Linked DNA regions of Mus musculus: region 2 is linked to region 1. A link is a loop called in an ENCODE intact Hi-C map of the cell type or tissue named here. Cell type or tissue: gastrocnemius. All regions are shown on one strand. Each heading gives the region's core, and the rest is flanking DNA. Links, peaks and the distances in the headings are about the cores only. Region 1 holds the start of Blcap (bladder cancer associated protein). Region 2 holds the start of Mroh8 (maestro heat-like repeat family member 8).

Region 1 (5,372 bases), core at 241-5,240:
CCCCCAAGAAACCCTGATTTTCAAATCAATCACTGGCACCTCCCTCTTCTGCAGGGACTTTATAGTCTCATTCAGCACTAGGGAATTACGGGGGAAAGTAGCACAGATTTTGGTGTGGCCTTGGCTTTTCCACCCAGCCAGGTTGCTTTTAGTTCCCTACTAAGGTCCAGATGAGCCCCATACACATCAGAGAGGCGGGATTCCACAGGACTTGGATGTGAAACCCATTCCAAGGCGCGGTCTTCCTTAGCAGGGTAGATACAGCTGCTGCTAAGGCCTGAAGTCAGGTCAGGTCCTGTGCCTGCCCCGTAGTTACTCATCTGCAGTCAGTGGCTACCTCCTTTATGGTTAGAAACTTCTGTGGTTTGCCATACTAAACTCATTGAACCTTGAGTACATATACAACACAGGTTCCAAAGGAAGGTTGACTCTCCCCTTGGAGATCTGGAGTGGGGGGCCTGATGTCACTCTATTGTTCCATGTTCTAACGTCAGCCCAAATTAGATGCCAGCTGAGTACACAAAAGCCAAACCAGGGAGAAAGGAGTCTGGCTACTCTGGTCATAGCATATCCTGTGCCCATCCCTAAGCCAGGAGGCTACTACTGGTAACTCCAGGGCTTTCCAGATGATCTTGGTAAAACCTTTTTCTTCCATCTATTATCCAGCAGTGATGAGTGTAGGTGGAGTCTTCAAGGCGCCCTGGTGACCCTGAGAATGTGAATGTCTACTACCCACTTTCTTCTCCCACTCCACACCCTTTTGTCCTGACAGCAAACTAAACCCTCCAGAGGAGGCAGGAATGTGTTCGTGCCCTTTCTTTGTGTCAAACCTGCAAGCCTGATACAAAACCACCTTGTTTATACAATGCTTCCACAAGCTATGCATTAAAACATTTTATTCTCACATAAAGCAATGGGATGTGTCTTTATTGCAAAGTCCTTAGTACACAGAACTAAATATCCCTTTTTCTTAAAGAGGTTGCTACCTCCAAAGAGGAGCAAAGGTGGAGAAGGTGAAGTGGAACAGCTTTATGGGAATCTAGCAACACACGAGATTCCAGGCACTAATGCCAGAGAAGGCCTGACCAGCTCAAGCTCAGTAGGGTGGAGGTTACTAAGTACCAAAACTTTTAGAGATGTGGGTTCTAGGAGACTTTTAAGTCTATCTGTAAAGTAACTGAATTGTGACTGAAATGTATCTGAGGGACAGGACAGGAATTAAGATTTTTGGCTTTGACTCTGGGGCTGGCCAAAGACAGCTTAATTACACAGAGGTTTTGAAGGAAGCAGGCTCGCTGCTGACTCCTTACTAGATATCTACTTTCAAACTTGGATCGCTTCAGGAGCCAACATCCCAAAGGGCGAGCCTCTGAGCTGGCAGCTAATCTTCCCCAGGAGATTTAAATGTGTATACACAAACATAAGACTAATTTACCAAAGTCTCTTTTTTCAGGTGACCACTGACTTCTTCCATATGCCTGAGAGACAATGTTTGCCACAATCTTCTCTGGAAATAATCCTGTCCCCCTCCCTCCACAGGGCTCATACCACACCAGGATACAGATTCCTGAACATTCCCAGGGCAGAGCCAGAAGACAGAGAGGAAGGCAATACAGGGCTCTTGGTAAATCACACAGTCACAAGCTTGAATGGAATGCGTGTATTTCAAAGAGAACAAGTAAAAAGGGCAGCCTAACTCTCATCCCCCTAGAAATAACAGGTAAGAAGTTAAAGTGTTCTGTCAACAACTTTAAGATGACCATTTTCAGATCGAGAATTGATCTGGTTCCTGGAAACTGACCAAGGTTCCAGAAATCCAATCTTTAAACAGGAACTCTGGCCATTAATGAATCTTGACTTAAAAGAAACAAGCCAGCTCAATCTAATGCTTGCCAGGGGCACATAAAATGGAACTTTTTTTGGGTCCTGGCTTTGGTGTTGCAGTTCAGATGGCTGACAGGATGGCTGGACCATGTCAGACAGGGCAGAGCTGTCCCCAATATATCAGTTCCCTGAAAGGGACAAAGAAGATCCGAACCTATAAACAGAAATAACCTATAAACTAGAACGGGCCCCAGTTTCCCAAGTAAAAAGAGACAAGAGACTTAGAAGAAACCTAAAGGTGGTTTGGCAGAGAAAGGAAAAAAAAAAAAAAATCGACTGTCCCCATCCCCCATTCTTCCTTTCCAGCCAGGCACTCCGTTCCTTCTGCTGCCCTTGAGTGCCACTCCCCACAAACTGGAGAGGGAACCGGTGTCCAGACTCGACGAAAAGTTGGTGGAAGTGAGAAGCACACGGGACCCGTAGCAGATGGTCACCCTATCACTCCGGACACAAAAGAGAGCGTTCGGGGCCCACTTCTACTTTCTCCCCACACTCCTTCGGATAAGGGTGGGGGAAGAAAAAGAAAAAAAAAGGGGGGGGGGAGAGAAACTGAAGTGGCGAGGAAAGAGTGTCCAGCCTCCCAGAAGCTGAGCCCCTCGCCAAGGTCCGGAACAGAGGAGGTGGTGGTCGCGCCCGCCCCTCCCAGCCCCGTCCCGGGAGCGCGCTGACCTTGGAGGCCAGAGTGACAGCTAAGGAACCCCGGAACCCACCCAAGGGACGGGAAGGGACCACCCCCAAGGCCCAGGTTGGGACGAAAAGGGGAGGTCATCTGACGCCAGACAAGGGTGCGCCCGACCCCGGCCGCGCGGAAAGCCCCGGCGAGAGGCCAAGCGACGCCTAAGGTGACCCCGGAGGGCTAACATGGCGGCGCGGCCGCACCGAGCGCTCTCACCCTGCCCAGGCGGGCGACGCCACGATACCTGCGAGCCCCACCATGGCACTGCCGCCACTGTCGCCGTCGCCGCCGCTGCTTGCCTCCACCTTAGCTCGCCACCAACGCCGCAGGAGCTGGGGAGACGCCCCCTTCGTCTTCTAGTGGAGCGGTCCAAGGACCCCCGGTCCAGAACCGAGCTGTCTTCTGAGAACGCCTGACAAACTGGCTCAAAGCGAGGCTACTCTCAGACACTCTCCCCTCAGTATCCGCCACGAAATGTCCTTTCTGAGTTTTTAGTAGACTTGAATAAAATTATGGGGCGCTAAGGTCTTCAAACCCGTGGAATATTTGGTCAGGCGTATCTTAGGCAGCCCCGAACCTCCGGCCCATGGTCCCCTTCATGCATATGCAGCAGATTGTGATTCTTACTCTTTGAGAGCTCCGCGGGCGAGCGAGGTGTAGTTACGCTGATGAGCGTAACTCCGCAGAATCCTTAGCACCTTGTGATTTGTGTACTTTGGGAAAACTTCTCGTGGCTCAGATCTGGCCCTTCAACCACGGGCTGAGGACGTGCTTCCTCCTTGGTGAGGAAATGGCTTGCCCCAGGCTTGTTAATGTCTAGATGAGTCAGTGTGGTCACTTACTAGCTTATTAGCCACGTTCCTGACCTCATACTGTGCGCAAGCGCAGTGCTAGAGGCTAAGGAGGTACAATTCTACTCCTGACCCCAATTTTCTCAGTCACCAGGGTGAGAGTGAGTGTCGGGGGATAGTGGAGAGACTACCACCCAGTAACCACTTGTAGTCGCACCAGTACATGATTTGTAATTAGGCATCGTGGAAGGCACTAGGAGGCAAAGTAAAGAGAGGAGAAATGAGTGGAATCCTGGTGTCTGGAGTGGGCGAGGGTTGGGGCCGTCTTAGGCATATTGAGTTTGTGCATTGTGTGAGTGAGGGGTCTTGTTCCAGACATGGAGGTGACAACCCTAAGGGTGGAAGGTGAACAAGGAATATGACAGGTACCTTGGTCATGAATTTGAATTTTTGTCTTGAGAGACATGGGAAGCTATGTTCTTCGAGGCAATGAAAAGAAATCTGGGTCTCTCCGAGGCCATTGACTTTCAGGGTTAGAAAACATGAAAGTGAGGTTTGGGACAGGAAGCCAGTTAAGCAACCAGAACATCTTTCCAGACACAAAGTCATGGTGACTCAGACAGGTAGTGACTAAGGGAGCTAGAAGAGATCATATCAAACTGGGTGCGGGAAGCACATACTGAGGCACAGGCATTGACTCCTAAGCTGTGGCTGTAGGGATGAAGAAGAGGTGAAGAGCCCTTGGCCAGGGTGGAAAGGCCCGAAGACAGGCTGCTAGGGGACAATCAGAAGTGGGACAGAGAACTCAGTAGCGGAAATGCCTGGGCACACCGTGGATGGAGAGAGTGGACCTGTATAAGGGCTGGTGGGCCTCCCTCAGCACACGGGTCTTGGTAGTGTCTAGAAGCCAAGGGGATCCAAGGCAGGAAGGAAGGAGGCCAATGGTGATCTAGGGAGGAGCTGGGAAAGGAACTGCAGAAGCGGGGTGCAGCAGACTCTCTTGTCCCTACTGCCACAGGCTGGTCCATGAAGCAGGGGTTCCGTGGAGTGGAGCTGGCTGGTGCTGACTCACGTGGGAGACTTTGGACACCTTGGATTCGGGAATGAGATGGCTCTGTAGCCTGTTCTTCATGTTGCCTCTCTCTCTCTTTCTTTCTTTCTTTCTTTCTTTCTTTCTTTCTTTCTTTCTTTCTTTCTTTCTTAACAGTAAATTACTGCCTTAAAAAGGAGGGGCTGGCGAGATGGCTCAGTGGTTAAAAGCACCGACTGCTCTTCCGAAGGTTCTGAGTTCAAATCCCAGCAACCACATGGTGGCTCACAACCATCTGTAATGAGATCTGATGCCCTCTTCTGGTGCATCTGAAGACAGCTACAGTGTACTTAGATATAATAATAAAAAATAAATCTTAAAAAAAAAAAAAAAAAGGAAATGAGTGGCCGGGCGTGGTGGTGCACACCTTTAATCTCAGCACTCAGGAGGCAGAGGCAGGCAGATTTCTGAGTTTGAGGCCAGCCTAGTCTACAAAGTGTGTTCCAGAACAGCCAGAGCTACACAGAGAAACCCTGTCTCAAAAAACAACAACAAACAACAACAAAAAACAAAAACAAAAAAAAAAAAAAAAAGGAAATGAGTGGCGGATACATGGAATGGCTTGGTGTCTCAGAGGACCTGGGTTTCTTCCAACACTCTGTTATCCTTCAGTTCATGGGCACAAGATGATCCCAGTTCCAGGTGTCACACCTGAGCGGGGATGGGTTGAGACCACAGCGGGTTGGGCTGTGACCCTCATGTTTAATTGCTTATGAGTCCTTTACCTGTACCTGGTTTTCTGTCATCTAACAACAGAAGAAAACAGAGGGCCAGGGAGCTCTTGTTAAATGAATAGCGGTCTGAGCACTGAATGGGGGCAACTCAAATTACTGCCTGAAAACAGAAGAGCTGTTATCGCACTTACAGGATTTTGATAGGTTATTTCTCTGCCGCCAGTGAAATGAGCCAATTCAAGCCAGATTAGAATATT
Region 2 (5,326 bases), core at 327-5,326, 290 kb before region 1:
AAAGCTGATGGCTCTTTTCATTTACACCAGTAGGAAAGACACAACTGCAACAATGAAGCCATGGTCAAACTACTCACAGTGCAAACCCTGCAGACGTAGCACTTTGTTTATGGCAGCCATGGTTGGTAGCAAATCCATGCTATGGCTGAGGGTAACTCTGAATATCATGTCCGCCTGCCAGGTTTCCTAAGTGCTGGGTATCACAGGCTGAACCATCAAACCAGCTGGGACACATTGTAAAAGTTAACTTCTATTCACCTTTTTTCCTTCATTAGGTTTCGATAATAATGAAACAATAAACCAAGCTTGCTTTGCCATATATGCCAATTTTATAGTGTAAATATTCCAAAATCATGGCCAGAAATCAAGCTACAAATGTTACCTTTGGAAACAAACTGTGTAGTGGTAGATATTCTATTTTATCGCGGTAGAGGGAATCTTGTGTACTGTGTGGAAGCATCAATAAAAAGCTGATGGCCTATTCAAAAAAGACAGGAAATCAGAAGTGGGAGTTCTGGTTGAGAGCTAGGTTCTCTGGGAGTTAGTCAGACATAGGAAGTTAGACATCCAGACTCTAAGGAGACAGACTATGAAAGTGAGGAGAGGTAGAATAGAATAGAATAAATGGGTTATATAAGTTATGAGCTAGTCAGGAAACAAGCCCACGCTTATGGCCTAGACATATTCATAAATAATTAAGTCTCGGAGTTATTATCTGGCAACAAGGGCAAGGGGAGAAAAGACTGTGGTTACATATCACTTTCCAGCAGTGAGGTATAGCGGTGGATTTTGGCTATGTGGCTTTGGCTCCCTGCAGATTACACCAGTGCACCTGCTATCTTTGCTATCTTTGGATTCACAAATGAGACACACACACACACACACACACACACACACACACACACACACACATTAGCTTCTTTTTAAAATGCCTTGGCTACCTCAAAGGTTGGGCACTCCTAAACCTTCCTCTGCTACCCAAGGCCCAATCGGGAAACTGGCCAGCGGCTACCCACCCAAATTCTCACATGGCCAGTCGGCCCTCTCTTCTGAAGCTCTCCTCTTCCGTCTCCCACCACATCCTGGCAATCTTCTGTGCCCCTGTGTCCTAGCCATAGCAACTCTAAGGGTCCCACCCGACTCCTGTTCCCCAGCCATTGGCTGCTGGCATCTTTATTGATGGATCAAAAACCAACTGTGGACAAGGACCTTTAGCGTTTGGACAGGCAGACTGAATCAAAGCATTAGAACCAATCTCCAACAATGAGGTATTACATACATATAGGCAATGACAAGACAAATGCTGCGACAATGCTAACATGTCGTGAGATCAGGAAATGAAGACTTTAATTTCCAGCACATTTTCTTTCACTTTATGACTATATAATTTAATGTCCTAAATAGCTATTTGCAAAAATTCCAAAAAACTTAACAGCTGGCTCCCTCTCTAGCACACCACTGGCTTGTCTTATTACTGAACTGGTAGAGTTCTTTAAATATATCCTAGTTCAGCACTACCCAATATAACTTTCTGGGATAATGAAAATATCTGTCCTGTAATTTCAAATTACTCAGTGCAAGATCCACCAGCTACCCTGAGCACAGCATTGGCTGATCAGAAGCATAGTATAGCTGAGGAGCTGAAGCTTAAATTTTACTTAATTGGACTAAGTTCAAAGAGAAATTACTGCAGAGAGCTAGTGACTGCTGTATGGAGGAGTGGTCCGACTCCCCGCTACATATCTGGAGTGATACTGAAGAGAAGCAGCATTGCTGTATTGCAAAATTCTACATGTTCACAATAGTTAATTAGCACACATCTAGGCTGTCATCAGAACGCAAGGGCTGAAATATTTCCTTCCTTTTAAAGTATTAAAAGTAACATTTCACAGAATAATAATAAAGAGTAAATAAGATAACATATGTAGGGTGCTCAGTACTCTTTCTGCCTATATTGTGAGCTCGGTAATCAGAGCTACACATTAGTTCTGGCTTCCATTTTTGAGTCTGTTAAATTTGCAGACCAGCGCATCCCTCAACCCTTCCTGGAGTAGACAGCAATTAACACGGAGACCCAAAACTGGTCAACACACAGAGAATAAGAGATCTTGGGACACTCAGCCCTAAATGGGATGTCTACAGCATCCCCTTTACCTCAGGGCTCATGGGCGTGGGTCTATGTGGAAGAGGAGAAGGATTGTTTAAGAGCCAGGGGTGATAAACGGCTTCCAATAAGCAGTTTTTCAGGGATTGTGTCAGTATGCACAAGACCCACAAAAGCTCAAGCCATACAAAACACAGAGAAGGGGGAGTGGGCACAAAAGACCCAACTGTAGCCAAAACTATTCATAACTGATAGCTGCTGGGAGAGGGAAAATCAGTTTTCTTCAGTGGAGTGACTGGGTATATCAACCACTCTCCAGGGCAGGACTCCATGCTTAGTTTGTTTTTTACTTTAGAAAGAGGAAAAATAGAGCATGAGTTGGGTGTGTAGGGAGTTGGGGGAGGATATGGAAGGTGTTGGGGGAAGGAAATGAATATGATCAAAATATATTGTATGAAATTTTCAAAAAAAAAAAATCAAACATTTTAAAACGCTCCTCTCCGTTACCTGTATAGCTCACAGGTTTGAAAACTGGATAAACCCTCACTCACCAGCCAATTATTAATAATCTAAGTAATGCATTAACCATAATTTCCCAAAGTGGATAAAATCAAATGTTACGATAACGCTCCCCTCCCAACCGGACCCTTTTAAAATTGGCCGGGCTGCGGGAGAGAACCGTGAGTGACAGCGCGTCCGGCCAGTCACTGTCACTGGCCAATCAGAGGTGGCCCCGTCTTAGGCCCGCCCCAAGGCCCGGCCCAATCGGGTCCCGGTGGCGGCGTGAGCAGGGCGGTTGAGAGGCGGTCGGTTCCAAGTGGGTCCCGGCGCGGGGGAGAGGACGGCTTGGCAAGCAGGACCCGTGAGTGAGGTTCGCACGCCGCGACTCAACTGCCCCACACTGCGGCTGCCGGGCACGGCCCTGCCAAGCGGGACCGCCGCGACTGACCTTTGCCGGGAGCCCATTCTGGCAAGTGGCGTGTGCCGCGGGTCCCTGGCGTCCCCTCCGGCGCGCTCTTGGAGCCACTTCCCGGAGCGGAAGTCTGCCTGCTCGGGCTCCGGTGGGACCTGCTCGGAGGAATGGCGCCGCCGGGTGAGGCGTTGCGCATGGCTCAATAGTGGGGCCCCGCGGCCGACACGCTTTGGGGAGCGGGGCGTCGCCCGCGGGAGGCTAGTGCGGACCACACGGGCGCCGGCTAGGCGCGGTTCCCCTCCCCTACGGGGCAGGGGCATGGGCACGGGCGCTTTCGGGGTCGAGCGTGTGGCGGAGGCTGCGAGCTGGTGAAGTGCTGGGGACCCGAAGGGTTGGTGGCGGGGCGTGCGACGTGGGACTACGGGTCCCCGCAAGGCCGAGCGCGAGCCCGGGCAGCGCGGAGCCCGAGCCTGGCCTCCTCCATTCATTCGAGTAGTACCAGCGGCCTACGCCTGTCACAGAGAGCCACCCCTGGCATCATGAAAGCTTTTGAGCATGTCACTAGACTTTCTTCGACTTCTAGGTTCCTTTTCCCTGACAGGGACAGGAGACTCACAGGTCTGTCTGGGAGCTGAAAGCCTAGGGTATGAAGTGATATTACGGGTGCAGACTTGTAACCGGCCACGTATTGATTGTGAGAACAGAAGCCAGGGACTCAACAGCTTAGTTTCTCATCTGGTATCTGCTTCGCAAGAGTTGTGTTAAATGATATTTCTGTGCTTGCTTTTAACAGTGCCGGGCAAAACTCAATGCTTGGTAGATTCTGAGTGGATAGGTGGGAATCTTAGTGTATTCAAGTCACTATTTTATTTGTTGGTAAAGTGGCTAAAGTCAGAACTTGCATTGAAACTTAAGTTTGAGTTTCAGTTATTTGTCTCAGGGCAAGGGAGTGGGCACCTACTTAAGAACCTTTTTTCTTTTCTTTACTTAGATAGGGTCTAGGGAGCTGGGAGTTGGTTCAGTGCAACTTGTGGATCTGAGTTCAAATCTTAGCACTGGGTATGGCTGGCTGCATTGTGCACGTAACCCCAGCATTGGAGGGCAGAGACCAGCAGATCCCAAGAGGTAACCATCTAGTCTAGCAAAAATGGTTCTAGATCAGTGAAAAGGCCCTGCCTCAAGGCAAGAAGGCATAGAACATCAGAGGAAGTCATCCTGTGTTTACTCTGGCCTCTGCATGCCTGTGCACTGGCATACACTTATGTGCATGTACCACAATACACACAGAATAGGTAGGGTCTTACTATGAAGCTGGGGCTCCAGCTCAGACTCACCATCTTGCCTCTGTTTCCCTAGTCCTGGAGTGACAGGTATGAAATAGTTTACAAACCATTTCTTGGTTTGTAAAATGCAGAAAATACCCACCTCACTTGGATATTAGAAGGCTTAAAGACTGGTGCAGTGCATACAAAGAACTCAGTATAATTTGGGCCTACCCATTCAATTGAGTGTTCAAGTACGAGCCAGAAAAGTTGCTACTGTGCTTAAGTGTAGAAAGATTCAGCTTCTGGCACAGAGGCTATAAGGGGATTCACAGTTTAGCTGGAGGAGCGGTGATCATAGTCCTTCACTACATCAAATCCCTGATTGCCCATTGGTCATTGGGAATTTTGCCAAATGCCTCGATGTCTCTTTCTCTACATCTTCTTAGCCATTGGCAATTCTGATAGGTTTTAACTTCAAATTGTGGCAAGACTGACTATTTCCTTAGCACCTCCACCTCTGTTCCCTTATTGGCTCTCATTCTTTCTGTATTTGGAGCATGGCAGTATCCTCCTACATAGCTCCTCCCCCTCCTCCTGTCTTCACCCCTGCTTAGGCGGGTGTAACGGGTATAACCCAGTATTGTCTTCAGCAAAGCAATCCTGTTAAATTGCTTGTCAGATCGCTTCCCTACTCAGAGCTGTGCTGTGGTCCCTTCTTTCAGTTGCCTTCTTTCAGTTGCCTACAGGTCCTTTGGATTGGCTTCTGCTACCTGTTAACATATGAGCTCCAATCCTGTCTTTGTATCTAGTTTTCTTGTTACAGTTTCTCATTTGGGCCTTGAGAGATCACTGCATACAGAACACATTCCTCCCAAGATACCAAGACACCTGTTCTGTGCTTTATTTTCTCTCCAGTGCCTCTCTGCTTTCCAATGGGATAAATCATGGTTCTTAACTTTTTTTTCCCACTAGAATGTAATCTGTTTGAGAATGGCGGTTCCGAGCTGTATGTTTATTTTTAACACTAAACTAGTGCTTGGGGTT

What was found. Hi-C counts contacts between places; a loop is a spot of excess contacts. Peaks named below come from ENCODE experiments on the same cell type or tissue, not always from the same donor. Only the 100,000 strongest peaks of a DNase experiment are listed, where the experiment ranks them.
Region 2: it touches region 1 in a loop (4-fold over the local background); 15 of 42 quality-filtered maps call a loop at or near these places.

What each region holds. Positions count from the first base shown.
Region 1 is chr2:157,563,444-157,568,815 of GRCm38, forward strand. Blcap (bladder cancer associated protein) reads right to left here and starts at 2,918. Exons shown (of 2, transcript NM_016916.3): 1 at 2,805-2,918. In gastrocnemius, for the core only: no CTCF peak of the experiment used is centred there; DNase peaks (open chromatin) are centred at 2,882, 3,143 and 3,391; H3K4me3 peaks cover 3,664 bases; H3K27ac peaks cover 3,979 bases.
Region 2 is chr2:157,276,139-157,281,464 of GRCm38, forward strand. Mroh8 (maestro heat-like repeat family member 8) reads right to left here and starts at 3,411. Exons shown (of 25, transcript NM_001039557.4): 1 at 3,054-3,411. The coding sequence starts at 3,337. It overlaps Rpn2 (ribophorin II), which reads left to right and starts at 2,960. Exons shown (of 17, transcript NM_019642.4): 1 at 2,960-3,197. The coding sequence starts at 3,185. In gastrocnemius, for the core only: a CTCF peak has its summit at 3,039; DNase peaks (open chromatin) are centred at 2,874 and 3,391; H3K4me3 peaks cover 2,427 bases; H3K27ac peaks cover 1,416 bases.